2 separate regions of the Homo sapiens genome follow, and region 2 is linked to region 1. A link is an interaction called in ENCODE POLR2A ChIA-PET data of the cell type or tissue named here. Cell type or tissue: K562. All regions are shown on one strand. Each heading gives the region's core, and the rest is flanking DNA. Links, peaks and the distances in the headings are about the cores only.

Evidence for each region. ChIA-PET counts read pairs that join two places held together with the same protein. Peaks named below come from ENCODE experiments on the same cell type or tissue, not always from the same donor. Only the 100,000 strongest peaks of a DNase experiment are listed, where the experiment ranks them.
Region 2: POLR2A ChIA-PET joins it to region 1 with 5 read pairs; 2 of 35 experiments call an interaction of 5 or more read pairs at or near these places.

Annotation. Positions count from the first base shown.
Region 1 is chr9:97,757,836-97,773,429 of GRCh38, forward strand. The region is part of intron 5 of PTCSC2 (papillary thyroid carcinoma susceptibility candidate 2); the gene reads right to left. Among named protein-coding and RNA genes, the nearest start is that of XPA, 68 kb to the left of the region's middle. RefSeq lists enhancers at 1-1,129, 14,048-14,549, 14,550-15,049. In K562, for the core only: no CTCF peak of the experiment used is centred there; a DNase peak (open chromatin) is centred at 9,006; H3K27me3 peaks cover 54 bases.
Region 2 is chr9:97,881,286-97,896,879 of GRCh38, forward strand. It overlaps a transcript of TRMO not described here. Among named protein-coding and RNA genes, the nearest start is that of TRMO, 33 kb to the right of the region's middle. In K562, for the core only: a CTCF peak has its summit at 8,844 (motif pointing right); a DNase peak (open chromatin) is centred at 8,836; H3K27me3 peaks cover 710 bases.

The DNA of each region.
Region 1 (15,594 bases), core at 6,506-10,505:
AGAGTTGAGGCTTAGACAATAAAAATTATAATTATCTCTTGTTGCCATTTATAAGCAAGAGGACTATGCCTTTTACAGAGAGGTTTCTTCACGTGATGTCAGCCATTTGGAACTTTCATGCCCTGTTACAGATAACAGGTAACATTTATGGAGCATTTTCTCTATGCCAAATAACCTGAGTCTTTATATGTGGAATTGTATAATGCCACACGTTACTGCCTCTACAGATACAATCACTGAGGTTCAGAGAGACAAAGTGACTTCTCCAACGTCACACGGTCAGTAAGTTTTTAAACTAGGACTAACCCAGGTCTCCTGGCTCCAGGTCTGGTACATTTCCCATTATATACCCTGCCCCTTTATGGGCAAGAACTCTGCCACACCAATACCCATGAGCTCTCCTCACCACAAAAATCTTCCCACTTCTAAATAGAAACATCACTCAGCCTTATAAATTTCCTAATTAAGGTGGCAGGATCTTGAGAAGTGTAAAGTGATATTATTGAAGGTGGGGTGGAAGTCTGCCCTTGACCACCCCTTTTCCTTGCCAGGCTCCAGGAAACAAGCATCCACTCTCACTTCCTGATGTCAGCCAGTCTCACCGAGTCTACGCCCAGTTTGATCTCCTTTGACGTGTCTCCTTGTGAGAGGGGAAAACCGAGTCAGCTGGAAGAGCCCAGTGAGAAGGAAGCAAAAAATGAGGCTCAGGCAGAGAAACCAAATCCCTCCACTCAGATGTGAGTGTGACAAATATGTGCGTAATAAAGGAAAGGAGGGATGAATGAGTCAATGAATCCACCAAGGCGTCAGACCTGGGGATCAGACTACAAGGTCTGAACCCATCCCCCTTGTATCACCTTGCTGAGCCTCAGTTTCCTCATCTGTGGAATGGGCTGCTACTGCCTGTCATTTGGGAGTTGCTTTGGAAGTTGAAGGAGATCACATGCACATAGCACCTGGCACACAGTATGACCTCAGGGATGGCTGATCTCTGCCCTCTTCCTTGTTTCACATTCTCCCGACACATTCCTTGACTTATCTGAGCCCTCTGGAAATGTATTCCAGCTTGAGGTCTCCTAGGTTGTTATAGCAATGATATCTAAGAATCATTATAGTTGAGATTTGTAGAAAGCAAAATGTGCAGCAACCTAAAGTTCTGACTCCTTGGACATATATTTGCATGCCTTGGCATTCAGTGATGTGCTGTCAATATGTCAGGTGCTTAAGAAATATTAGTTGACTTGATTTTCAGTCTAGATAGTTGAGGTTTGGATCATTGTCACCTCCTCATACTCTTAGTAAGCACTCTTACTAGGCACTTGGACATTCATAAAATTTCCAGAGCCCCCAAAAGCCTGAGAGGTAGTTAGGAAAATATATGTTATCGCCATTTTTATGGATGGGGAAACTGAGTCTGTGAGGTTAGGCAACTGTCAAGGGTCACAGAAGTCCCCCAATTCAGAATCCGGTGGTCTTTACATTCTAATGAGCTGTCTGTTTATCTTGGAATAGGAAAAAAAAAAAGGTGGTATCATCGAGCTAGCCTCTGAGTAATATTTCTCTCAGCCTCAGGAGAGGAGAAGCACCTTGCCAGGGGCACAGCACAATGGGAACTGTGTTGGGACAAAAATATGAGTTCTCTCACTCTTTGCATCGAGCTTTTCTCGTTCTGCCATGTGCCTTAGATTCAAAAGGAATAGATGTAAGGCAGGGAGTACTTGGAACTGACAAAATAAGAAATACTTCCAGTCCTCAGAGTCCTGGTAAATTAAATTCCCCTAGAGAGTGACTAGGAGAAGAGTTTCCAAGCCCAGCGTTCTGCATGCCTGGGGGAGCCGAAGCTGGAATGTTTCCCAGGAGTCTAGGCCTGGCTGCCTAGCTGCTGCCTGAGAGGCTCAGAGATGGCATTCGAGCCCCAGATCCCCTGGCTGGAGCCAAGCATAAGAACCCCAGGGTGCTTGGATTCACACAGTGCCCTCCCCAGCACTGTTCCTGACCCAGCTGTCACAGGTGGGTGGACACCCAAGCAGGGGCTGGGAAGCAGAGATGGCTGGAGCTGCTAAGAGGGGCCAGGGCTCCAGGGCACACTTGACTTGTCTCTCAGTGGAGCCAGGGACATGCTCCAATGACACCCATGGCTGCTTCCTCATAGGGCACCCTCTGCCTCTCTGGAGCCTGCCGCTGGCTCTATCGAAAGGGGCCAGTGGGAAATAGTCATGGGGTCCTACTCTGATCTGAGCAGCCAGAGGGAGTGACATGAGCTGAGAGTTGTGAATAAACCCCTGTACTTTGTACTTACTTACTCAACTTGACAAACATTCCCCATGGACTTGCCCTCTGTCAGACTGCACTGGGAACTGGGGATTCTGTAGTGAATCAGGCACTATGTTTGCTCTTCAGAATCTAGTAAGAGTTGGGCTCACATAGCCAAAATGCAAAGCAGAGCATGGCAGCGCCCTGGAAGATGAATTCCAGATTCCTGCTGCCTGGTCCAGAATCAGCATAGCCCAACAATGCTAGGTGACCTTGGTCAAGTTGCTTAATCTCTCTACCCTCAGTTTCCATCCTTACCCTTCTTTCTCAAAGAGCTACTCTAAGAAGAAAATAAGACAATTGGCCTGGACATACTTTGGAGTCAAAGCTGAATAGGGAGAGACGATTGCTAGTGTTTCATAGTGTCATCAGTAACATAGACACCATTTATTCAGTATCTTCCCAGGTACCAAGCATCTGACCAGTGTTGCATGTCATTCTTCCAACACTCCTGGTACAGCTCTATTATTATCTATATTTTAGAGATGAGAAATTGAGGCTCAGAGAGGGGAGGTGACTTACCCATGGTCACACTGCTTGTAAGTGACAGAGCTGGGATTGGAACCAGGACATTTGGATTCCAGAGCCTATGTTCTTTCTGGACTTTCTTCCTTATTTCTTTCTTACTCTCTCTCTCTCCCTCGCTCTCACTCTCCTCTCTCTCTCCCCCCACCTCTCCGTCTACCTCCCCCTCTCTCTCTCCCTCTCCCTCTTTCTCTCCCTTTCCCTCTCCCTTTCCCTCTCCTTTCTTTTTGGATGGCCCCTGGTAAATCCTCTTCACTCTTTAATTCAGCAATGACTTCTTGAACCCTTTCTCTCTGACAAGCATTGTGTCAGGCTCTGAGCATATAGAGGTAAGCAGGCTTGAAGCCTTCCCTCCTGGACTCACAGCTCAGTGGGGAGAACAAGCAATGAAGAATAATTATAGGCATAATGACTCTCACACAAGGGCAGAGACAGGGCCCCATGGGAGTGTGAACTTTATCTAGGAATTGAGCAAGGTCTTCCAGAGACAGTGATATTTAGATAAAATCTGAAGGCTGGCTAGGAGTTGGCCAGACAAGAATTCAGGGAGGAGGGAACAGCATGGAGTCTGGAGTCCAAAGGGCTCAAGGAACACAACAGGACAGATGCGCCATTCGAGAAACAGAAAGACACCAATAGCACAGGCTGCAGGGAGGAGTGGTACATGGATTGGCAGCAGAGGGAGGCAGGAGCCCTGTGACACATGTCAAGGAGTTTGGACTCTCTCCCGGGTGTCCTTGAGAGCAGATCTCATAGGGTTTGCATACCCTTCCTTTTACATCTTCATGGCTTCCTCATCCCCGCTCTGACTGTTCAGTCGGCAGCTGAGGAACGAGGAGGGGCAGGATCTAGGGGAGCTGACAGTGACCAGACGAGCTGAGGTCAGTGCAGAGCTGCGGATAGGACAAGGAGGGACTGGGCAGGGACCAGGACAGTGAAGCACTTGGGAGAGCTTTCAGTGGTGCTCGGACTTGAGGGCAGTCAGGAATCATTCATTCATTCATCATTCGTTCATTCTACAGATGTTTACTGAATGCCTACTATGCTCTGGGCACTGTTCTGGACACTGGGGGAGACCTCAGAAAACAGACATAATTCTGTTACTTTCTAGTGGAGAGACAGAAAACAAACATAACAAATGAGACAGTCACACATTATAGCAGAAGGTGACAGGTGTAGGGAAAGAATAAAGGAAGGAAGGCTCCCAAAGGCGAGGAGGGCCAGGCAGCTATGACTGATAGGATGCACGATGAGGGCTTCTCAGAGAAGGTGCCATCTGCACAGGACGTGAAAGTGGGGAGGAAGGAGCCAAAGGCACCCACAGGGAAGAGTGTTTCAGGCAGAAGGAACATCAGGTGCGAGACCTTGAGGCAGAAGGATGGAGGCTCTGTGTGGGGTTGGGGTGAGGGAGCAGGAGTGGGTGACCTCAGAGAGGTATTGGTCAGGGAGGGCAGTGAGGTCAGAGGTCAGGTAGGTGGAGCCTAGAGGGCACAGTGAGGACTTGGCTTTTCCTCGGGGTAAGATGAAGCGACACTGGGGAATTTTGATCAAAGAGGCGGCATGATTTAACTTCTACTTTCACAGGACCCGCCTGGCTGCTGGGTGGGTATGAGAGGGTTGGGGTAAGAAGGGAGGCAGAGAGATCAGTTAGGAGGCTATTGCAGTAGTTCAGATGAAATTAGTTTGAAGTGGGAAAGTTGAGTTCAGCACAGAAGAGGTTAACGATACCAGTAATGGAGCTACCAAGGAGGTAACTGGGGGCCAAGGTGGGGCCAGAATAGAGAGGGACAGAGAGAGCCCACCTTCCTGTTTCCCACCTGTGTGAGTCTGGGAAGCTGAGATGTCCAAAGGGGAGTCCAGGCTCTTGGGGTGGAGGCCCCTATCCATCCAGCCTTCTAAAATCTGTATTTTCTAGACCCTTCTTCCCTGCCTTTCGACTATTGCCTGGATCTCCTGCATCGAGTCTCACCTCCCCGAACCCATCCTCCAAGCTACCTCAGAGCACTCTTCCAAAACACACCTTGGACACCATCATTCCCTTGCACCAAGACCTTCAGTGGCTCCCTTTGTTTCAGGGCAAAGTCAGATCTCCAGTTCCCTCATGATCTGGCACCACCCTAACCTCCCAGCCTCATCTCTCACCATTTCCATCACATACTCAATACCCCAGCCACATTCAGTGCCCTGCCCCTTCCCAGACAGACCTCAAGCTTTCCTTGTCTTTGCTTAATAATAGTCACTCCAGTTGATACAGCTTCACCATCAAAGTCCTCCAAGAAACCTTCTCAGACCTTCATCCCCTTCCCAAGCTGGATGAGATCACTCAGAACTTGAAAAGCTGGTGGAGCAGCCACCTTATTTCTATCAAGAGCCCAGGGAAGGGGAGTGGTAAAGGAAAGTAATGGTGAGCACTCAGGGGCAGAATGGCCAATGTGTGAGACTTCAAACCACACAAGAGGAAGAGAAAGGCAAGCATCCCCAGCTAGCCTGAGGCATATTGGCCCATGATCCTTAGAGGCAGAATGTGGAGGGAGCTCCGACGGGTTATGGCCAAGTATGTTCTTGGGCAAACCACTCTCCAAAGAAGGGAAAGAGAGAAGCTCCCTGTTAGTAAACTACCACCATGTGCCAGGCACTTTTCCTGCTGTGTCTACTCTGTTCAGCAACACTGTGAGGCGGGGATTATGATCTCTTATCGGTTCCTCTGGTGACTTCTAACCAAGGCTGTGGCAAGGTTTTGTGCTATAGGTGGCATTTGCCCTGAGCTTTAAAACTAGGTAGACTTTGGGCATGTAGAGGTAAAGTTGGGATGTGGAAGGGAACAAAGGGCATTTTAGGCAGAGGGAATAAAATAGAGAGGGAAAAAAGGAGGTAATTGTGGGTCCCTGGATTTTAAAAGTAGAGTTGCCATTGTTTCATTTTTTTTAAAAAAGAGTATACTCTGAGGAGTAGCTGGAGCTAAGTCTGCGAAGGCCAATTAGGATCTGTTCTTGAAAAAGAGCCCCAAATGCCAGGCTAAGGCAGGGAAATTAAGAAGCAGTCCCTTCCCGTTGCACTCAGAAGTTTCCAAGCTGGTGGCTTCAGTGGAGAGAGGAGAACAGAACCCAACAACACAGAAGAAAATGGCTTCTCCTATCATAGCTAACCAAGCAATTTTAGCAGGCTTTTGGAGGAAAGAAAAAAGCAACAACAAAACCTGCCAGGCTTTGCTTGATGGTGTCTACAAGGGAATTTTGGAAACAGACAGGCTTGTGGATCAAAATATAAAGCTCACCACTTAAATAGCTTTATTTCTCAACAGCTGCACTAAGTCCCTAAGCCTCCCAACACACAGGAGGAGGTAATAGGCATCGCTACTCCTTGCAGAGGACAGACACCCCAGTCTGCAGGCACCTCGGGCCCCAGCTCTGACCTCACAGGGGAAGTGGGGCCCCATCCCCAGGGGGTAGCTTAGGAAGGACCCAAGAGGGCAGGGGAGTCACTGAGTGGGGAGTATATGTTCTTAGATCTTGGGCCACTCTCATCGAGTTCCACCCTAACCTGGCATTGAGGCCCAAACGGGAGATATTTGGAGGCCTATTCAAGGCTGAGGAATGGATTTCAAAGGGTCCCAATTGCCCACCACTCCCAGCTCCACGTTGGGCTTCCATTTGCTTTGCCCTGGTCATCGGCTGTGTGATATAGTCAGCACTGCAGGGCCTCACCATGAAGGAGCTGTTGAAAAACCCAGCCCCCGCCCCCGGCCCGTGCTCAACACCCCACAACCCACCTGCCAGGCTGTATAGGTCTATCAGCCTCCACTAAAGATCAGAGAACATCAGAAAATTGCAGCCATAAAACCGGATTCCAAATATAACTCTTCCAAGGGACAAAAACAAAGAAATATAAACCCTCCATGAGTGGTTTTCTCATGTTTCTTGTCTTGAAGACCACTTTCCTTTTCCTTCTCTGTGAGAAAAATCCCTTTGCCAGTCCTTCACCAGGTGAGTCCTCACAGGAATGAGACTAACTCAAAGTCAGGGAAATCCATCATACAAAATACACCTAGCAGGAATTTCTCAAAGACCAAGTCTAGAATAGTCACGCAGGGCCTCAGCAGAAACACATGAGGTGAGCTTGGGCACTCAAAAGACAGTCCTCTTCTATGTGTCTTCACCAAAATGAAATGAAAATGCCACTGGTTCTCCCCACCACCTCCCAAATGGTAATATTTGGAACACACACACACTTTCAAAGCTAAACAATAATTCTCAAAGCCAGTGTAGACTCTAGACTACTAGAAGACATTTTTACAAATGCACATAATCTGCACAGATTCTCCCGCCCACATGGATATCCATCTTATACGTGCCCCTTTTTGCTCACACCAGTTGGAATTGTGTTTCTATCACTTAAAATGGTAAGAGTCCCAACCAGTGCACCTCATCTCCCTGTATTGGTTAAGAGGCATTCAGCCAGCCGGGCACGGTGGCTCACGCCTGTAATCCCAGCACTTTGGGAGGCCGAGGCGGGCAGATCACCTGAGGTCAGGAGTTCAAGACCAGCCTGGCAAACATGGTAAAACCTCATCTCTACTAAAAACACAAAAATTAGCCTGGCGTGGTGGCATGTGCCTGTAATCTCAGCTACTTGGGAGGCTGAGGCAGGAGAATCGCTTGAACCTGGGAGGTGGAGATTGCACTGAGCCAAGATTGCTCCTTTGCACTCTAGCCTGGACCACAAGAGTGAAACTCTGTTTCAAAAAAAAAAAAAAAAAAAAAAAAAAGAAGCATCCAGCCTCAAATAACAGAAATGTATTATGTCACAAAACAGAAAGTGTGGAGTTGGGATGGGCTTCAGGGTAGGTTGATTCAGGGATTCAATGGTGTCTTCAGGTTCTTCCAAGCTCCTTACTCTGCCTAGAAACAAGGACACATCAATTTCGAACATCACATCTGTATGGAATCTTCCACATGATGTCAATCTGAGGAAGTAGGGGAACCGTTTCTTACTATGTCTGCCTCCCAGGGATAAGGCAAGGAAAACTTCCCCAAAGTCCTCAGCAGATATTTCCTGTGTTTCATTGGCCAAAATCAGATCTCATGGCTTTCCTCAATCAGTGAGTTGAGATAGAGACACTGGCAAGTGAAATGGGATTTTCCCTAGACCAATCAAGCACTCCTCTGAAGTTGGGGGTGGGGTCAGAGACCCCCAGGGGTAGCTGGCTGTGTCTGTAAGTGTATGATGGGGTTACCTCAATCACACTCGGGTTCTGTTAGGAAGGAACAAAAGGAAAACGGCACTGGCAGGTAGCCCACGATGTGCACTGCACTACGTCCAATGATTACCTTGGCCAAAGCTTTCCTTAAACTTGGGCCACATCAAGTTCTCAGGCAGGAAGTTTTCTCCCCCTAGTCTCTGCAAGAGAATGGTGATCATAAGACATCCACACACAATGTCCAGAATCAACCTTCAGGTGTCGACATTTGTCCTAGTCACTTTGAGAAAGGTTCTCTGGACTGCTGTCATGGGATGGACTAAAGTGAGGTGGTGCTGAATGCAGGAAGTCAGTCCAGCTGTCAGCCCAGCACCAGTAAAATCAGCAGACACCCCAGCCCAGGAATGCCAAGGCATGAGTCAGGACTAAGTTTTCGGTCAGAAGGGTGAAGAAAAGAAGGGTGTGTTGTCAGAGGGAGACTCTTGGGGATTTTGCCAAAGGAGGATCTTGGGGCCCTGAGGCCTTCTGTGCAGGAAAGGCAGGGAGACAAGACTCTGTGAGTTGGAGGTGGAGGGAGGGGCCCCCAGTGCCATACCCTTTACATGTCCTGAATGGTGCAAGGCAGGTTGGGTGAACAGGACCCTCACTAGGACTGACCTTGAAGCTCTTCGCTCCGTCAGCTCACCAGTCATTGCTTGGTGATGGGAACAGAGTGTGGGATTTGGTTTCCCCAGCCTCACCTCAGTCTGAATTCTCCAAACACTCTATGCTGTTTCTTGCCTTCAAGCTTTGGCTCTGCTCTTCCCTCTTCAAAAAGGCTTTCTCCCACCCAGGCCTCCTAACTCATCCTTCACAGTACAGCCTTCGCAGTCCCAACTGAGTGAATAGCTTCCTCCTTCTGCTCCCACACAGCTGGAGGGCTGCACGCCTCCCTTTGGGTTGTAGTTTCTATCCACATGCTTATCTGTCCCTCTCACACAATGAGCTGGGGGCTCTCGGGAGCTGGGACCATATCTTGTTCATCTTGGTGGCCTCCACAGTGTCCAGCACAGCATAAGTCAACAACACCTGCTAAGAAAGGAGGATAGGAAAGGTGGAAAGAAGAGAGGCTCCTGTCACTTCTTCTAGAGCTGAGTTGTCCAGTATGGTAGCCACCAGCCACATGTGGCTATTTAAATTTAAACTAATTGGGCCAGGTGCAGTGGCTCACGTCTGTAATCCCAGCATTTTGGAAGGCCAAGGCGGGTGCATCACCTGAGGTCAGGAGTTCGAGACCAGCCTGACCAATATGGTGAAACCCCATCTTTACTAAAAATACAAAAATTAGCTAGTCATGGTAGCATGTGCCTGTAGCCCCAGCTACTCAGGAGGCTGAGGCAGGAGAATTGCTTGAAGCTGGGAGGCGGAGGTTGCAGTGAGTCGAGATTGCGCCACTGCACTCCAGCCTGGGCAACAGAGGGAGACTCTGTCTCACAAAAAAAAAAAAAAAAAAAAAAAATTAAACTAACTAAATAAAAGTTAAAATTTAGTTCCTCAGTCACACTAGCCTCAAAGGCCTCAATAACCCTATGTAGCTACTGGCTACTGATTGGACAACACAAACATAGAACATTTCCATCATTGTAGAAAGTCCTTTTCTAGAAACTCAAACTATGGCTGCAGAACTAAGAGGGGCAGACCATCTGCTACAAACACCATTCTTTTCCAACCCAGCACCCAGCACTAGGCCAGACACAGCCTCCTTCCTCCTCTCTCTCCTTCCTTTCCACCCATCTTTCTCCACACCCCTTTCCAGGAGCAGATCATAATCCCGGAAGAGACAACCTTGAACACCATAATCCCAAATATTGAAAAATCCTGAAGGATCAAAATCCCAAAAACACAATTCTGGAAAAAATAATTTAAAAATTCTTGAAAAGATATTTATTTACATCTTTAAAAGAAGATTTATTTGAGAAACACAAAAACACATAGGCCACTTTACACAATAAAATAGGCAATAATATCATACATATTTTTGCAAGCATAAATACTCAAGTGTACTAACAACAGTTATACAAGTATGACAGTTATGAGCAGATGTACTATATTCATAAAGAAATAGGTTACAAATGGAAATGTATAAATGCATACCACCATAGTTAGTAGTTGTAGGCACCCAGATTTATAACGGCAGTCATCTGAAATACCATGATGAACATCCTAAGTCTTTTGATGACATCAATAAAAAACCATGGTGCGTCACCACCAAATATGCAGTCACCCAAAGGGCCAAGATCTCAAGAAATGTTATTTTTACAAATGCAGATGTACAAAAAAGGACATATTTTCCTTTACTGAGGAAGCTTCAATGTTTTTACATACATGTACAATGCTTACACACAAGCCAACATTGTGATGCTGTACTTTCATGGAGTCAAATTTGTAAAAGCTGCATAAAACAAATTAGAACTCTGAAAGCCTCTATACAATTTATACTACAAGTATTGGAAATGATGCAAAGATGAGATATGAAGGGTAGTGAATTGTAAAAAATAATACTGACAATTTTAAATAGTAGGGGGAAAACCCCAAAAGATTTAAAAACTAAAAAGAAAATTTGACATATTGAAAAGTGTATTATAGGGATAGATTATGGGCAATTGCACAGAGATAGTCCATAAGAGCTAGCTGATTTTCATGATTATTAACTATGTTTTGAAGTCTTGCATCATGATAAATAGCTGCTTATTATTTTTTTGGACACAGATCTCCTTGGAAAATACATTCACATTCATTTTCTATGTGGCACTGCTCTTTTTGAAATCCTTCTATGATACAATACACACTGACATTAGCATTTCCTATTAAATTTTCCAATCTTTTGAGCCCTGCTTCTGTGTTGTTTTGAGTACTCCAAAATGCATTCCACAAGCGTGCATATACAGACCACAAATTTGGTGGAAACGATAATGGCGATCAAACAGTAACACATTGTAACACCATTGGCTGTCTCCTTATCCTACCACGAAAATAATTGTTTTCAAACTAGTCAATAACGTCACCAGCTTCTTCAGGCAAATGTGGCTTTAATTCATTAAAAGCTCCTGGAATGTCATCAGCTAGAAGGAATGTCAATGCAGGCCAAGGAAACATTCTTAAACAGAAGTTTTCATAACTGCAATATTGCTTGGCCAAACAACTCATCTGAATTTTCCACCAGATGCAAATAAAGACAACAGCAAGGTAATAGTTCCGCCTAACGTGATGCAACTAACATAATGTAACTGCTCTGTGTGCAACCGAAACCCCCACTAATCCCACCTCCAGAATTCAGCTTTCAGGATGATGGTGTTTGGGATTGTGTTTTTTTGGATTAAGATCCAAAAGCCACTCTTCCTGTCCCCCAACAGGGTCAAGTGAGTCAAACGAGTCATTCACAGCAGCTTCAGAGTTCACAAAGCCTTTTTACAGTTTGCGTATCTCCAACCCTTCGCTACAATCCTAGACAGCAAGGAGGGAAGGAATTATGATTTTCATTTTACAGGTGAGGAAATCAGAACTCAGAGAGGTTGTGACTTGCCCAAGATTTCCCAACAGGCAAATGTCAGAGCCTGGATCAGACTTCAGACTCAGGCCCCCTCTTTTTCTCCAGTGCCGTGTCACCTCTCACTAAGGGGTCATCTAATCCAGCCTGCTATCTGATATACTAATGCCTTCAACAACGTCCCTGTCCAGTGACTATCCAGCTTCTGCCTAAACACTCCCCAAGACACGAGCCTCACTACCATTCCCTGAAGCAGCGAGATGCATCTTTAGACAGCTCTGCCAGAAAACACTTGCTCAGTCAGGGTCAAAATCAGCCGTCTTGTAACACTCCTGTCTGAGACCTCAGTAATCATGCCATGCAGCCATTCAAATGCCTTCTGCGACACAGATGCCGGCCCACTTCCAGCATCTGCTCGCTCACCTCCAGTTTGGGGAATTCAACACCACTCAAGCCGACCCTTTCCTTCTTTGAGTATTTAAAAATCATCCTCCCTCCCGCAACTCCTCCCCACTGGCTTTGTCCTCTGTGGCCCCCACAGACCACATCTGTTCCTTCTGCCCCAGGGTAGCCCCTCAGAGACAACGACCATGCCCCTAAGTTTTATTTTTCTTCTGGCTGCAGCCTTAACAGGTCACCAGGGACGGGATGCTCTGTCCTGCTAGCCTGACTTCCTCTACTTCCCTTTCCCCTGAGCACATGGACCCCCACATTTCCACAGGAGGCCAACGTCATGTCTATAATAACAACTACTGCCATACACTGTGTGTTCACCATGTGCCAGGCACCTTAATGAGTGCTCTGCTTGTATTCCATCTTCAATAACTCTGCATTATTATTCCCATTAGACTGCCTATGTATACATGGCTGTCACTCTGGGTTGAGGGGACAACTGCAGGAATCTGAAGGATGGATGTGACCAGAAACAACCCAGGTTTGAACCTGTGTCAGTCCCAAGACTCCAGGCCCCAAGGAAGGTGGAGGAGTTCAGAGGTATACAGAATCTGATTATGGGCACAGACCACAGGGGCAAAAGACTTGGGTTTAAATTGTAACCGTTTACCGACTATGTGACTTTGGGCAAGTCACTTCACCTCTCTCAGCCTCCATTTCTTCATGTTTAAAATGGAGCCAGTAGCAGGGAGCTAGTAGTATGGAGCCCACATGTTGCAGTAAGGAGACAATGAATGCTGGCTCAGTGCTCAGCCATGGAAGCTAACACCAACATTGTCATCAATATTATTACAGAGAGATCATACCCAGGGCTGAGGCTGGTGCATGTCATAGTCTTGTCCCCCCTACACACACACACTGAGCCTGGTCAGACACAGTGTCTTCCTGCACCCCCACGCACCTTCCAGCAAATGCCTGAAACCTGAGGTGGGTGCAGATGGGCTATATGAGGGAGGGGTGTGAGAAGCCTGAGGGGGCATGGCTTGTAATGAACTGGGCATCACTCAAACTTCTCTACAGTAAAGAGAAAGGGCAATGGACAGGAAATAAAGGGTGAAAGAGAGTGAGGAGATAGAAAGAAAAAGACTGAAAATGCTGCCATCTCACTGCTAATGAAAGCATGGCTTCAGGCAAGTTATTTTCCCTTCTGAGCCTCCATGTGCAACTCTGTCAAATGGGCTAGTAACTCTGTCTGAGCCTCCATGTGCAACTCTGTCAAATGGGCTGACTGGGGTGAGGATGAAGTGAGGTGCTGCACCTGGAAGCCCCCAGCCAAGGTGTAGCCCACAGGAGCCCTCAGGGAAGCTCTGCTCCTGGGCAGGGAGAGCTCTGTCCAGCACGGCAATCCACAAGAACAACAATATAATCAGAACAACATGATGCCTACTGTTTTCCAAATACTGTGTGGGGCCAGTCCTCACAGCAACCTTTGAGGAAGGTGTCATTATCCTCACTTACAGGTGAACAAACTGACAGTTAAGCAGGAAGCAGGTAACATGTACAAAGTCACCCAGTAAGCCAAGATGCCAGGACTGGCACCTGGGTCTGGCTGATGCCAAATTTTGTTCCCCGAAAATCAAACTGTGGATCCCCTGTGAGCCAGGCACTGGGTGTGAGAGCCTTTCCATAAATCTTCCCTCCTAGCCCAAGGATCACCCTGGACCACTTCCACTGGGGATGATGGAGGAAGACTAGACAGAAGCCCAGTGCCCTGAGTTCTGGTCCCCTCTCTGCTACAAGACGCTGCATGGTCACAGGCTACTCCTTCCTGCTCCTCAGCCTCAGTTTCTTTATCTGTATCATGGAGGTCCTGGAAGTCCGGACTTTCAGGGTTTTCTGACTAACACTGAGATTGCGCACACAGTAGCAGGAAGTTGGAGGAGGAAAGTCATCTTAATGGGAGCAGAGTACTGCATTCCTCTATCCCTTAATAACCACTAATTAGTTAATCCCTGTAGCAGCAAAGTGAGTTATCAGGTATTATTAGCCCCAATTTACAAGCAGGAGGTTGAAGGAGAGAAGAACTGACAGAGGGATTGGTCCCAGGCTCTAGGCAGAGTTGGGATCAGTGAAAACCCAACAGACACTACAAATTGCTTCAAGATTGGGGGAGGAGCAGCAGAGAAGCGAGGGAGGCCTCAAAGGGGAGGAACCACACAGGAAGGTGCTTCTGATCCTCATGAAGTTGAGGTCCCTCTGAGGGCACCTGGGCCTGCTCTGTCTATGCACAGATGTGTGGACCTAGGCCCAGAGATGGAGAGAGACTGGCCCAAGGTCACACAGCCAAAAGTGCAGACAAGGAGTGCAGAGCTCCATCGGTTCTCAGCTGAGGCTGTTCTGATGGGGGTTGGGGCGATGGCTTCTAAGAGCTGAGCTTCTTCCATGGCCCTCCCTGAATTCCTAGAGAAGCAGCCAGCTGTAAGCCCCCAGGGATGGTGTGTGTACTAATGGCCTGTGACAAAGGCAGAGGATAAGCTCCCTGCTCTGCAGACTAAACAAGGCACAAGAAGCCAAGTCAAACAAAAGCTGAGGTTTTGTGTCGGCCCAGCTGGTGGGCTAGAAGCGGCCCAGCCTCTTGGGAGGCCAGGCCCTGAGCCATCACCTGGAATCTCCTCTGGTGGCCTTTCTCCCTTTTGCCACTGAGGGCTGCACAGAAGCATGTCCACAACACATGTCCTCACTCTGTGACCAACCCTGCTTTGTAGCACACAATGCACTTTCATCACAAGGCCCCAAGATGACAAAACTGAGGCTCAGAGAGGGGAAGGAAGATGCTTACCCCAAGTCACATAGCAAGTTAGGCAGGAGACTGGGCACAAGACCTCCTGACTTCCGCACCACCACAACCCTCAAATTTTTTTTAATGAGTGTTTTTCTTTAAAACATAGTATGAACACTGGAACAGAGGGAAATGCAGTATTCCAATTTCCATCCACAGTGTTGTCCGACCTGGCATCTCACTGGAGTCCCCAAGCACAGGCCCTGGCAGCAGACCAGGCTGGGTTCAAGTCCTACTCCTGCCTTTTGCTAGCCCCACGGCTTTGGCAAATTACTGCAGTTGGAATTATTAACTGTTGGAATTATTAAATTGTTGGAATTATTAAGTGAACTAATGGGCACAGACATTTTGTTCCACACTTAGCATATAGTAAGCACCCAATTATTGCTATTGCCATTAGCAGCTCCGGCACTTACCTGCCAGGTGTGCAAGGCCCTCAACTGCTAAGCCTTCTGTCTCAAATGAGACATCACCAAGATTTCTCCTAACTCCAGAGCCCTGTAGTCTCCACCACCTGGCCCAAATGAAACGATGGACCCCAGAATCAGGGAAGTATGGTGGGAACCTGTGTCACTTCCCTGTTTCTCTTTCTAACCAGGCTCCTTGCCCCTCCCCCAGGCTCCACACACCTGCAGCAGAATGTTCCGGGATGTGAGTCTGCACAGCAGCCAGTCTGCCCATTCTCAGAGCTGCTCAGTTGAGTCACTCCTAGTGTTGTTCTGGGAGAAGGTGGAGACTTTCATGTCCCTTCTCTGGCAGTGCTGCTCCTAAGCGTGTAGGGAGACAAATCCCCCTGCCTTG
Region 2 (15,594 bases), core at 7,186-11,185, 120 kb after region 1:
GCCCAGCAAAGATGTGTTTTGAGTTCCAACTGAAAAAGATAAAGATTTGCCTCTCTACCCACTTCTCTCCAGTTTATTCCTACCACTGTCTACCAAAATAGTTACATCTACATCATAGCTGTCCAGTGTTTACTATACGAGTATATTATGATGCATCAAGCTTATTTTCTGATAAGCCAAGCAATAAATATGTCACATTTCTTATATAATTTTTGTTTTTCTTAAGTTTATCTACCTCCTCTCAATATTTATATCCTAACTAATGCACCTTGCATATCTGAAAATGAATTTTTCTACCTTCATACTTCATTGATAGTTTCATTGGGTATTAAATTCTAGGTTGGAAATAATTCTCACTCTGAATCTTGATGGCATGGCTCCATTGCCTTCTAGAAATGATGCCATTATTCTTTCTAATCCTTTCTGCAACCCATTTTTCTCTGTAAGATTATAGGATTTTCTCTATTTCTTTGTGCTCTGTAATTTCACAGTGATGTATCTTAATATAAGGCTTTTCTCATTTGTTGTATGGGGTACTTGATAGGACCTTTCATTTTTGAGATTCATACCCTACAATTCTAGGACATTTCCTATGTTACTTCCTTAACACATCTCTCCTCATCACATCTCCTGTTCTCTCTGGGTCTCTTAATAGTTGAATGTACAATCCCTTATAATAATCATAGAATTTTCTATTCTCTCATATTGTCCATCTCATTGCCTTTTGTTTCCACTTTTGATATTGTGCGCTTTATGATAATACCTGGTCACCTAGTCTTATTGTCAATACTGTGCATGGGCTTGAGGATTTGCTATTAAGTTGTTCTCAAAATTCTGCATTTATCACTATCTTCCCAGAATGTATCCCTTATTCTTAAAACATAGCATTACTTGATATATAATTTCAATTCAACAAACATTTGCCTTTAGCATTGTGAAAAGGACTTTATTTTCTTGTGAGTCCATAAATGTATTTTAAATTATTTTGCTCTAATTTATCTACCATTTGGGTTTTTGCAGTGGGAGAGCTAAACTACTGGAAATAAAAATTTCATATAATTTGTTTGCTAAATGGGATTCTGTATCAGGCTTATTTTCAAATTTTATATGAAGCCTCTGCCAAACACTGTTTTTTTCTTATTTTTAGAATTAATTTTCATTTTTTATCAGAATAATGCAACTGCATTGTTTTAAAAGTCAGTTATGAGCTGCTCTGCCTATGGAGTAGCCATTATTTTATTCCTTTATTTTCTTTTAATAAACTGGCTTTCACTTTTTAAAAAAAAAGTCAATTATGAATAATCAAAAAATGAAATTGGGCTGAGCACGGTGGCTCACACCTGTAATCCTAGCACTTTGGGAGGCCAAGGCGGGAGGATTGCTTGAGCCCAGGAGTTTGACACCAGCCTGGGCTATATGGTGAGACTGTATCTACAAATTTTTTTTAAAATTAGGCAGGTATGGTGGCATGCACCTGTGGTCCCAGCAATTTGGAAGGCTGAGGCAGAAAGATTGCTTGAGCCCAGGAGAAGGTTAAGGATGCAGTGGGCTGTGTTCATGCCACTGCATTCCAGCATAGGTGACAAACAGAGGCCCTGTCTCAAAAAATAAAAATAAAAACACACAAAAAAACTACAAAATGACAGCAATGAAAACCATTCCATTTATCTATATGTCTATCCTTATGCCTTACTGGCATAATCAATAGTCGTTGATTTTCAACCAGTGTGCCTTCAGTGGAAATCAATAGTCATTGATTTTCAACAAATGTACGTTAAATGGAAAAAGAATTGCCTTTTCAACAAATAGTGCTGAGACAACTGGATATCCACATGCAAAAGAATGAATTCAGATCCCTACCACACACCATATGCTAAAACTAACTCAAAATGGAATAAAGACCTTAATGTTTATAGACAATGTTATAAAACTTATAAAAGAAAACACAGATGTATATCTTTGTGATGTTGGATTACTCAACAGTTTCTTAGATATAATACCAAAAACAAAGCACAGTAACAAAAGAAAAAACAGATAACTGGACTTTATCAAAACTAAAAACTTTGCATGTGAAAGGACACTGTCAAGAAAGTAGAAAGACAAAGAATGAGAGGAAATATGTGCAAATCATGTATCTGATAAAGGTCTAATAGCCAGAATATACATATTTTTAAACTCTCACAACTCAACAATAAAAAAATTTGAAAATTAGTAAAGTACTTCAATAGACATTTGTCCAAAGAAGATATACAAATGGCCAATAAGAAATGAAAAGATGTTCATTATTAGTCTTTAGGAAACTAGAAGTCAAAACCACAATGAGAATTTGGAATCTTTGTGCATTGCTGTAGTAATGTAAAATGGTACAGCCACTGTGGAAAACAGTTTGGCAATTTCTCAAAAAGCTCAACATAAAACTAGCAAATGACCCAGCAATTCTATTCCTAGGTATACACCCAAGAAAAATGAAAGCATATGTACATACAATAACTTGTACATGAATGTTCATAGCAGCATTAATCATAACAGCCAAAAAGTGAAAACAGCCTAAATGTCCATCAACTGATAAATGCATAAACGAAATGTGGTATATTTATATGACGGAATATCATTTAGCCATAAAAAGGAATGAAGTACTGATACATATTACAACATGAAAAAAAATTGAAAACATTAGGTTAAGTGAAAGGAACCAGACACGAAAGGCCACATATAATCTAATTCCATTTATACGAAATATCCAAAATAGCCAAATCCACAGAGAAAGAAAGATTAGTAGTTATTAGGGACTTAGGGGGAGGGTGAAATAAGAAGTGACTGATAATGGTTACACAGGATTTCCTCAAGGAATTATGAAATGTTCTGGAATTAGATAGTGGTGATGATTGTAGAACTCTGAAACTATCCTAAAAAACACCTAATTGTACACTTTAGGCCAGGCACAGTGGCTCACACCTATAATCTCTGCGCTTTGGGAGGCCTAGGTGGGAGGATCGCTTGAAGCCAAGAGTTCAAGACTAGCCTGAGCAACATAGTGAGATCCTGTCTCTACAATTTTTAAACATTAGTCAGTGTGGTGGTACACACCTATAGTCGCAGCTACTTGGGAAGCTTAGGTGGTAGGATTGCTTGAGCCCAGGATTTCAAGGCTGCAGTAAGCTATGATTGCACTACTGCACCCCAGCTTGGGCAACAGAGTGAGACCCCATTTCTTAAAAAAATAATTAAGCCATCAAAGTGTACTAAAACGGTGAATTTTATAGTATGTGAATTATATCTCAATTTTTTTTTTTTTTTTTTTTGAGACAGAGTCTCGCTCTGTCAGCCAGGCTGGAGTGCAGTGGCACAAGTTCGGCTCACTGCAACCTCTGCCTCCCGGGCTCAAGCAATTCTCCTGCCTCAGCCTCCCAAGTAGCTGGGATTACAGGCATGTGCCACCATGCCCAGCTAATTTTTGTATTTTTAGTAAAGACGGGGTTTCACCATGTCATCCATATCATTGTCTTTCACCTCCATATTTTGTTCCACTGGAAGGTTTTCAGGGACAATAACACACACGGAGCTGTCCTCTCCTATGATAACAATGCCTTCTTCTAGAACGCCTCCTGGAGGATCTACCTGAGGCTATTTTACTTCTTTTTACATAAGTAGAAAGAGTATGCTCTAAAATAATGATTAAAAGTATGGTATAATAAATACATAAATCAGTAACATAGTTGTTTGTTATTGTTGTTGTTATTTTTTAAGTTGAAACAGAGTCTGGCTCTGTTGCCCAGGCTGGAGTGCAGTGGTGGGATCTCGGCTCACTGCAACCTCCACCTCCCAGGCTCAAGCCATCCTCCCACCTCAGCCTCCCGAGTACCTGGGACTACAGGCACACATCACCATGACTGGCTAATTTTTGTATTTCTTATAGAAATGTACAGATGAGTTTTCACCATGTTGCCCAGGCTGGTTTCAAACTCAAGCCATACCCCATCTCAGCCTTTTGAAGTGCTGGGATTACAGACATGAGCCATTGTACCCAGCCCATAGTCATTTATTATCAAGTATTATGTACTATACATCGTGTATATGCTATACTTTTATAAGACTGGCAGTGCATTAGGTTTGTTTATACCAGCATCACCCCAAACACATGAGTAGTGCATTGTGCTATGATGATACGACGGCTGGATCTTGCTAGGCGATAGGAATTTTTCAGCTCCATTATAATCTCATGGGACCACCACCATATATTGCAGCCCATTACTGACATAAACATACTTAGGTTATGACTGTACTTGGGTTAAAGATGATAATTACTGTAATTGGTTGACTATTCTAAGAATAATAATTATAGATAAATACAAACATGTATGCAATATAATGGATATGATTAATGTTTATTTTTAAAAGTTGTTTCAGTTTATTCAGCTAGTAAATATACACATATCTTGTTTTATTTAATATACTGATACTTTGTGTTTCAAAGCGATAGACATAAGCTTTAGATTTAGTAGTCATTTGTATTTTTATATAACAGCATATATCTAGGTATAAAAGGATATCAGTAAATCCTTTATTATACATCATTATGTAATGCTTATGTAAAATTACTCGAATATTTTATGCCCACATTAGTAAAGTTTCTTTTGTGTCACCAAAATATTTTTTTAACTCTTGGTGCTTTCTACCATACTTAGTTAAGTTCCTAATAATCATTGCTCCTAGGCTGGGCACAGTGGCTCAGCACGTGGGTGGGGAGGATTGCTTGAGCCCAGAAGTTCAAGACCAGCTGGGCAATATAAGGAGCCCTTGTCTCTACCAAAAAAAAAAAAAAATACAAAAATTAGCCAGGCATGGTGGTGCATGCCTGCAGTCCCAGCTACTCAGGAGGCTAAGGTGGGAGAATCACTTGAGCCCAGGAAGCGAAAGTTGCAGTGAGCTGAGATTGTGTCGCTACACTCCAGCCTGGGTGACAGGGCTAGACCCTGCCTCAAAAAAAAAAAAAAATTTGTTCCTTATTGCCATGTGTTACAATGTCACCTGCCTTGTCTTTAAATACTTATGGTTTACACAGGTAAACCTTGCTTTATTGAACTTCACTCTATTGTGCTTTGCAGGTATTTCATTTTTTTTTTTTTTTTTTGAGACGGAGTCTCACTCTGTCGCCCAGGCCGGACTGCGGACTGCAGTGGCGCAATCTCGGCTCACTGCAAGCTCCGCTTCCTGGGTTCACGCCATTCTCCTGCCTCAGCCTCCTGAGTAGCTGGGACTACAGGCGCCCGCCACCGCGCCCGGCTAATTTTTTGTATTTTTAGTAGAGACGGGGTTTCACCTTGTTAGCCAGGATGGTCTCGATCTCCTGACCTCATGATCCACCCGCCTCGGCCTCCCAAAGTGCTGGGATTACAGGCGTGAGCCACCGCGCCCGGCCAGGTATTTCATTTTTTACAAATTGGAGGTTTGTGGCAACCCTGCATCAAGCAAGTCTATCAGTGCCCATTTTTCAACAGCATATGCTCACTTCATGTATCTGTGCCAGCATTTTTTAGCAATGAAGTATTTTTTACTTTTGTGGATACATAGTAGGTGTACATATTTATGGGCTACATGAGATATTTTGATACGGGCATGCAACATGAAATAAGCACATTGTGAAGAAGGGGTATCCATCCCCTCAAGCATTTACCCATTGAATTGCAAACAAACCAATTACACTCTAAGTTATTTTAAAATGTACAGCTATTATTAACTATATAGTCACCCTATTTTGCTATCAAATAGTAGGTCAGATTTATTCTTTTGAACATTTTTAATAAAGCATTTTAAATTATAGTTTTTTTTAGACATAATGCTATTGCACATCAACTTTTATGTGCACTGGGAAACCAAAAAATTTATTTGATTTGCTTTATTGAAATATTTGCTTTATTACAGTGGTTTGGAATCGAACCTATAATATTTCCAAAGTATGCTGGTATCTTGTCTCCTCTAACTACACACACACACACACACGCATATATATATACATAGAGAGAGAGAGAGGGACTTGCTCTGTTGCCCAGGCTGGAGTGCAGTGGCACGATCTCGGCTCCCCACAACCTGCACTTCCCGGGTTCAAGCAATCCTCCTGCCTCAGCCCCCCAAAATAGCTGGGATTACAGGCATGCACCACCACACCCGGCTAATTTTTAGTGTTTTTACTAGAGGTGGGGTTTCTCCACGTTGGCTAGGCTGGTCTTGAGCTCCTGACCTCAAGTGGTCTGACTGCCTCGGACTCCCAAAGTGCTGCGATTACAGGCGTGAGTCACTACGTCGGGCCATCCTCTAATCATCTTTTCTTGATTTTTGCCTTTCCCAAATCCAGGTTTCATATTCAAAACAACAAAATTGTTAAGATGTTTTCATATCTAAACAACATTTGGGTGTTCTAAAGTAACCACCAGGTAACACAATGGTTTGCTCCTATACTACCTATGAAAGGAATGACGAAAGGAATAATTAGGTTTGTATAGAATATTGTGCATTATAGTCATAACTGCTGTGAGAACTCCCAAATCAGGGTGGTGTGCAGGTTAGGGCAGAGTTTTGGGAGAGGCGAACTGTTCTGTACAAAAAGGAGAAGAATCATAATGCTGAGGGGAGGGGAGGGACCTGGGAGAGGGGAGTGAGCAGCAAGCAGGGTGGGGCACCACCTGAATGAAGGACAGAAGGTGAGAGCCCTTAGGGGCACAGCAGCACAAAAGACTTTGGGAGAAAAGGAATTAATAAGAGGGAATTTTTAAGTTGTTTGTCATGGTGTGTGCTATGGGCCTCCTTCCCTCTTGTCACTCTTACACTGTCTTTAGAAAAGTCATTCTTTTTTTGTGAAAGGGGATTCTCCAGGGAGTATTGAAGGATGCAGGGATGAATTGTTTGTTTCTGAAATGGAGTCTTGCTCTGTCACTCAGGCTGGAGTGCAGTGGTGTGATCTCAGCTCACTGCAACCTTCACCTCTTGGGTTCAAGTGATTCTCATGCCCCAGCCTCCTGAGTAGCTGGGGTTACAGGCATATGCCACCAGGCCTGGCTAATTTTTGTATTTTTAGTAGAGACAGGGTTTCACCATGTTGGCCAGGCTAGTCTCTAACTCCTGACCTCAAGTGATCTGCTCACCTCGGCCTCCCAAACTGCTGGGATTACAGGGGTGAGCCACTGCACCTGGCCTGCATGCAAGGCAAAAACACATCATGAAGGGAAGCTGGAATGGAAGTCTCCAGGGTAAATTCCTGGAAATGAGCAAGACTTTCAAAAGCTGTGGAATTGAGGGGGTGTCAAGCTGAGATCTCAAGGGGTAATGGACCCAATTAATGTCTAGGTTCTAGGTGGGAGAAATAGGAAGTAGCACAAGGGATATATCTGACATGATGATAAGATGGAGTTGGAGAACAGGAAGGCCCAGAGAAGGGTGGGGAGATTTAGAAGGAGCTGGAGGGTTAAGGGTCTTCTGGACTAAATAGTCGGGGTGGGGGAAACTATGAGTTAAGCTGGCAGTCTGTCCTTCCCGTCCCACCCTACAGAAACCGAAGGCCAGACTCCAGCAGAGATTGAATCTTTTTTTTTTTGTCTCTCTTCCCACTTGTCTAAATGAATTATTATGTTAGCCCAGAGAGACAACTGAGATGGGAACTCTCAGGAAAAAAGAGGGCATCATCTTTATGGACATGGAGGGGTTACGGTTGAGACTAGGGCTTCTATCCAATACTCACAGACCATCTACCTGGATGTGGTAGAGGGGTTCAGGAAAAATTCCCAGCCAGGGACTGGATTATTAAGAGTTCAGAATAACCGAAGGGGAGCAGAGTCTTCGCCCTGTTTGTCAGTCCCCTCCATTTAGGTGTGCTGGCCAAGCCTTTCCTCCATTTTAGGGCTGATCTGGATAGTAATGCTGAGCCTCTGAAAGGTTCCAGTCGGAGGCTGGAGCCCTAGTGCTGTCCTTGTGGAGCTGAATCCCATCTCATGGAGCAAACCCTATTAGAGATTTTGTCCCCTTCCTCGAGAGGAATACACAGATAACCCTTTTCTAAGGTTTTCAAAAGAAGAAAATAGAAAAACACTTTTACCCACATTACAAATGAATAAAAAGGAAGTAACATAGAGCTCCACTCCTGCAGCGGAGAAAGACTATCCATGAGTATAGTCTGCCTAGAGAGGAGAGACAGCATTGGACCTCAGCCCTCCTTCCTTTCTTGTCTTTCAGCATCAATGCAGAGAAAAGAGGAGCAGCAAAGAGGGTGCATTTCCAGGTTAGTGTCTTAGTCCGTTTGGGCTGCAATAACAGAATACCATAGGCCCATAGACTAGGTGGCTTAAATTGATCTCTCACACTGCTGAAGGGTGCAAATGCCAAAATCAGGGCACTGGCAGATTCAGTATCCGGTGACGCCCACTATGTCCTCACATGGTAAAACAGACAATGGGGTTCTCAGGGGTCTCTTTTATTAGGCCACTAATTCCACTCATGAAGGCTCCTCCCCCACAATCTACTCACCTCCCAAAAGCCTCGCTTCCTAATACTGTTGGACCGGGGATTAGGATTTCAACACATGAACTAGGGGGATATAAACATTCAGTCAATAGTAGAAGGTTCTGCCTGTTCAGCCCAGAACTCTCAAGGTCTAAACTTAATCTCTCCTTTCCCATGAGGACCCCGGTCCACAGCCTCTGAGGCTGTGTCAGCTTCTAGAGCCCATTACTCTCAGAAGATAAAGCCCCCAGCAGGGACACTCATAAAAAGGAATCCGAATCTGGAGTGCTTAGGAGATTGCCTGCTCTGTCCATCCCCTGAAATGAAAGAATGATGGAGCCGGCCCATGGGTCTCACCCACTAGATGGCGCTGTGAGGTGCAGTGGGAAGAGTAGCTGGAGGCAAACCTTTGAGATTCAGATTTTGGACAAATATTTAACTTCCTGGAGGCTCAGATTCCTCCTTGAGATACACTTGGCCTGTATCCCCCACAACACAGGTATGTAGATCATACGGGATAACGTGTAAGAAAGCACTTTCAAGTATAACACGTGGTGACATACTTGAGCCTGTGGACTGTTGTCACTGACCACTCCACCCTGTGTACCAGAGGCTGGGGCTGTCAGAGTCTAGTGTCCCAGGACCTTCCCCAGGCTTCTCTATGATCCCTTCACTCCTACCTTCACCACGTGTGACCAAGTCCCCTGGTTTCCCAGCTAGGAGAGATTGCCAGAAAGGAGCTCATGTTGATACTGTACTTGCTTGCTCTTTGGAAAAGCACGTATTGATTAATCTCTTCACCTTTGCTGTACCCCTTTTCCTAGCATGGCCTGTGTGACTCCAGGGCCCTAGTGCTGCTGAGGTTGGCATGGGAGGGGAATCCCATAGGAAGGGAATGTGAAAGAAAGCCCCAGCATGAGGAATAAGGGAAGTTCCACAATGCCCATGGTGTGGGAGAATGCAACTCCCACCAGGCCTGCTGGGCCTTCTATCTATCCCCATTCTGTTTTGTTTTTGTTTTTTTGTTTTAGAGTCTTGCTCTGTCACCCAGGCTGGAGTGCAGTGATGCAGTCTCACCTCACTGCAACCCTTTACCTCCTGGGTTCAAGCAATTCTCCTACCTCAGCCCCCTGAGTAGCTGGGATTACAGACACCTGCCACCACACCTAGCTAATTTTTGTATTTTTTGTAGTGACAGGGTCACCATGTTTGCCAGGCTGGTCTCAAACTCCTGACCTCAAGCAATCCTTCTGCCTTGGCCTCCCAAAGTGCTGAGATTAAAGGTGTGAGCCATCATGCCCAGCTCCCATTCTGCTTCTGGCTGAAGCTTGTATCTCCTGACTTTTGCAGCCATCTGGGCAGGCTTCCTGATGAGGGCAGCTTGTAGCAAGATGACTCCTGCTGGGAGGGTCAAGGTTGATTGACCATACAAGCTGAACTTCTGCTGTTTATGGGGGTTGGGGAAGATGCTCCTCCTTCTGGGTCCCCTTTAACTTCCACAGCTCCTCTGCCTGGGCCCCCCCTTCCTCAGAGGCCTGTCTCTAGGGAACTCTGCCAGCAGGTATTAAGATGGTAGCTTGTCTTCCTCAGCCCTGATATCCAGGAGCTCTAGAGATACAAGTCACAAAGAGAGTGCATTTCCAGGTTAGGGAGGAGAGAAATGCAGGAGGGATTTTTCCCAAACAATGGGAAAAATAAACTGAAATCTTCTGGGTCTAATTTACAGTCAATGTCTTGCTGACATGCAAAACAACACAGGCTCCCAACCCTTGTGAAATACTGAAGACAAGTCAGTCTGGACAGTCCTCAGCAGCTCCCAGATCCCAAAACCTGGCAGAACCATTTGCAACAGGAATGGAGCCAGCTTTTCTGGGGTCTGCCCTCTGCACAGCGAGTTCCTGGAGGCTACAGTCCTGGTGTCTGGTAGTTGATCCCCAGTAGATTTTCCATTTGTCTTACTCACTGCTCTCCTAAGGGCCTCCAGCCTAATTTAGGCCAAAGAATCTGCATTGCATCCCCCGCCCCGTCCCAATCCCAGCCCCACCTCAGGCCCACCTTCAATCCTCTCCCCCATTCTAACTCTCACCCCAGATTAGGGCCTGTGGGGTATCTTTCCCTAGAGCCCAGAAAGACGTACAGTCTCTCATCCCAAGGGAAATTCAATGACTGAATTGGCACTGATTGCAAAAGCAACTAGAATATTTGTGGCATTTACTTTTTTTTGGTCCAAAGATCTCAGGAAACCTTGAATCCTTCAGCTGTCAACATTCCTCAGGATAGCGTGGCCTCTCAGACCAGAGCACCCATCTCCATCCTTGCTGGAGAATGTCCCGTCAGCAGCAGGATCTGGGGGCAAGAGGGGCACCACCATTGAAAGAGCCTCATCCAACACCAGCCCCACCTGGCACAGATACAGCCTGAGAACAAATTCTCATCCAAAGGGCAAGCGTGGACCCGTACAGTCCTCTGTGGTAAGGGTCAAAGCAGCAAGGAAAGATCTAAGCAAGATGGCATCAAAGTGCCCGGAAGCTTCCTACGAGAGGCCCAGCAAAGTTGCAGTAGGGAATGACAGGCAGAGTATGGAGCCCAACTTGAGGAAGGATAAAAAGAAAAAAAAATCTATTCTGGTGCTTAAAAAGCTACCCCATGAGGAGCCTAGGGTCTGACTTTTAGAAGGAGACAAGAAATGGCTTGAAGTGTCACTCAGGGAATGACTTATCCAGGGGTCCAAGAGAGAACCTAGACCAGAGCCATCGGAAAACACCCTAAACATTCACTTGGACAAGAAGCTGGGCGAATGTCCCAGGCTGGAGACCATGGCCATGGTTCATGACTGTTGCCAACTATATATTGCCCCCTCCTGGGAAGTCCTGTATCTTTCTAGAAACTGAAACCTTGGCACCCTCAATGAATCAGAATACTGCCTGAATACCTCTTGGAAGCTTTCCTTTCTTGATTCAAGTGCTACATAGGCACTAGAAGCCCAGGTGGTATGGTTTTGAGTGTGACAGAGGTAGAGGTATAGCTTACCTCTCAAAGTTGTTGAATCCATAAAACTTAAGGTGACAGAGGCCCAATCATGGCTCCTTCCCAGGTCCACCTTTCTCCCTCAGCACCCCATGTTTCCATGATGGCTAAGCGGAGGTTCTTTAGATCCTTGAAAGAAACCGTTAGATAAGCTGAAGCCAGGAGACAAGAGGATCACAAAAAAATTCAGTCCTCACCCCAGAGATTCCTTCCCTGCTTCCTCAGCTATAAGCAGGAAGTCCAAAAGTCCCTGAGTTTGGTCACAGAGGACCGTGAGTCCAAGAAGGAAAGCAGGCAAACTTTTAAGCTCCTTTTACCATCTTCAGGGACAAATTGTGTCAGAGTGAGACTGTTAGGGGGACAAGAGAGGCAGTCCAAAGTCACTTCAAGTCAGACAATGGCAGGACATACCCAATGGATGAGAGTGATGTCCCAGCAAACTCTGGCCATAGAAGAGCAGTACCTAGAGGCAGAGGACAGAGGGTAGAGGGTCTGAAGGGGCTCAGCACAGGGGACAGCATCTTCTCAGAGATTTCACTTTAGGAAAAAGATGTTGGAGATTTAGGGATTCCTTCAAGAGCCAAAGATGTCAAGGAGATAGGAAGTCTAAGGAGACTCCAACTCCTAAGCCACACCCAGAAGATGTCCTGAAAGCCAGTGAGCCAGGAGATATCCAGAAGCTAAATGGCCATCTGAGTGGTCAAGGGCTCCAGTGACGAAGAAATGCCCCCCATCACCAACAGTGCTGGTGCCCAAGATCCGGAATGTCTAAGCCTTAAAGATGAGTTGAGGCTCAAATTGGAGTTAAAACTGCCAAGCCAGCCTCAGGTTTCCCAATGACGTGCCCCTTGCCTCAAATAGCCTAGCTACTCCATTCCCTTATTGAGTGAGTTTTAATAGTTTGTGTCTTTCAAGGAATTGGTCTATTTCATCTAAGATATTCAATCTATGAGCATAGAGTTGTGTGTAGTATTCCCTTAATATCTTTTTAATATCTGTAAGGTCTGTAGTAATGTCATCTTTTTCATTCCTGATGTTAGTAATCTGTCTTCTCTCTTTTTTTCCTTGGCCAATCTGGCTAGAAGTTTATCAGTTTTATTAATCCTTTTAAATAACCAGCTTTTCATTTCACTAATATTCCTCTGTTGTTCCGTTTTCAATTTCATTGAGTTCTGCTACAATAAAACATTTAATTTCTGTTTTGTAATGTTTCTCTGGATGCTTTCAAAATACTTTTCATTTCCTCTCATTTCCAGTAGATTAATAATAATGTGTCTGGACATTGTTTTCTTTGAATTTATCATATTTCAGATTTGTTGAGTTTCTTCTTTTTCTTTTTTCTTGAGACAGGGCCTTGCTCTTTCACCCAGGCTGTAGTGCAGTGGTGCAATCACGGCTCACTGCAGTCTCAACCTCCCAGGCTCAAGTAATCCTTTCACCTCAGCCTCCCAAGTAGCTGAGACATGCCACCAGGCCTGGCTAACTTTTTTTTTTTTTTTTTTAAGACACCAGGATCTCCCTATGTTGGCCAGACTCGTCTCAAACTCCTGGGCTCAAGTGATCCACCACCCTTGTTCTCCAAAGTGCTGGGACTACAGGCGTGTGCCTGGCCTTGCTGAGTTTCTTAAATCTATGTATTTTTCACCAAATTTGGGGAGTGTTTAGCCATTATGTCATCAATTTTTATTTTTGCAATCAATCTTTTTCACCTCTCCTTCAGGAATACAATGGTGTGCATGACCTTTAATATTGTCCCATAAATTCTTGATGCTCTGTTCATTTTTTAAGTGTTTTTCCTCTATGTTCTTCAGATTGGATAATTTCAATTTACCTATTGCAAGTTCACTGACTCACTAATTCTTTTCTCTGTCACTTTCACTTTGATATTGAGCCCATTAAAATGAATTTTTATTTTAGATATTGTAGTGTTTAGTTCTAAAATTCCATTGGGTTCTTCTTTTGTAGTTTCTATTTCTCTCCTGAGAACTTCATCTTTCCATTCATTTCAGGAGTGTTCACCTCTAGTTCTTATAGTATAGCTGTAACAACTGCTTTAAAGTCTTTGATAATTCCAACATCTGAGTTGTCTCAGGATTGGCATCTATTGGTTGTCTTTTCCATTGATAATAGTTTAAATTTTCCTAGTACTTTTTTGAGTGATTTTGGATTATAGCTTAGACATTTTGAATACGATCATATGTCATTTAATGACAGACATACATTCTGAGAAATGCCTCATCAAACACTTTTGTCATTGTGCAAACATCATAGAGTGTACTTACACAAAACCGATGGTATAGCGTACTATGCATCTAGGCTACATGGTATATCTTATTGCTGTTAGGCTACAAACCTGTATAGCATGTTACTGTACTGAATGCTGCATGCAATTGTAACACAGTGGCATTTGTGTACCTAAATATATCTAAACAGAGAAAAGAAACAGTAAAACTATGATATCATGATCTCGAGGGACCACTGTTGTATATGCAGCCCATTTTTGACCAAAACATTGTTATATGGTACATGACTGTATTATGCTGTAAGATGCTGGATCCTATTAAAGTCCTCTGGGGAACACTGATTTTTTTTTTTAACCTAACAATTCTTTCCAGTTAGGTTTAGACCACAAATTATGACTCACCTTCTGTGGACAGAGGTTCCAAAGTCAGTTCAGTTTTCAAAGCCATCCCCTGTCTCAGCCTCCCATTTAACACCACTTGCTTTCCCTTGGCCCATTAGTTTTAAGCATTATTTATGTCATCTTACTATATTTTTGAAGGCATTTTCATATGTGACCTTGTATCTTGGCAAAGATCAGATATTAGGCAAAGAACTAAGAAATACAAATCTCCAGCTCCAGTATGATGAGGAGGTCCCTGCCTTGAGGTCCCTGAGCGCCCTGGATAACCTGCCTATACCCTCTTGGACTCAGATCCTGCCTTGGTTCTGTCAGTTCTCTCGTATCTCAACTCCTCCCCTAATCCCAGCAGAGCCTAAACTCCCAAGTCTGTTGACAACCCTACTGCACCCCTAGCCCAGGCTCTGCTCCATCACCTGCCAACATCCCAGCCTGGCCTTTCTCCTAGGTCTGCCCACCTCTGCATCAGTACAGCCACCTTATCCAGAGGGGCACAGCCAATCTTGGACTCCAAGCCTCTCCTTTACTGTTGACTCAAGTGACTGAGCTCAGACTTCCCATTCTGACAGCGGCAAGGTCCAGTGGTAGGAAGAGCAATTCCTACCACTCATAGCCTAGCTCACTACATGCAAGTAGACAGTGAACCAGTGGGTGGAGCTGATGAGTGAGTGATCTGCAGGCAGAGACTCCAGATTGGATGAACCACACAGTTTTGGCAAGCATTGGGTCAAGGAGCTCTCTGGTGGCTCAGCCCTGCCAGCAACATCATCCACATGGGCGTCTGTCTTCTGCCTGGAGGCACAGCGCCTTATCCATAAACCTGTCTCTGGAAGAACAGAAAACGTCAGTGCACCCTCAGGGACAAAGCTGCCCAGGCTTAGCCAGTTTGCCTGTTCCAAATTGGCTCAGCTCCACAGCCAATGTATGACCTGGGTGGTTTTTGGTATTGTGATCCATATGTTATGCTCTAGGAAAAAGTAAAAATGCCTCTAACCATATTTAGTAAATGGAACAGAGGGAGGATATATAGTTATCTATTTAAATATATATGTCTTTCTTATTTATTTATTTATTTACTTATTTATTGAGATGGAGTCTCGCTCTGTCGCCCAGGCTGGAGTGCAGTGCGCGATCTCAGCTCGCTGCAAACTCCGCTTCCCAGGTTCAAGCAATTATCCTGCCTCAGCAACCCGAGTAGCTGGGATTATAGGCATGTGCCACCATGCTTGGCTATTTTTTGTATTTTTAGTAGAGATAGGGTTTCACCATGTTGGCCGGGCTGGTCTCAAACTCCTGATCTCAAGTGATCCACCTGCCTCAGCCTCCCAAAGTGCTGGGATTACAGGTGTGAGCCACTGTGCCTGGCCTAACTTATTTATTAAGATGCACTAACATATCCAATCCATTCCAGTTTGAGTTCTAGACATTTTACTTTC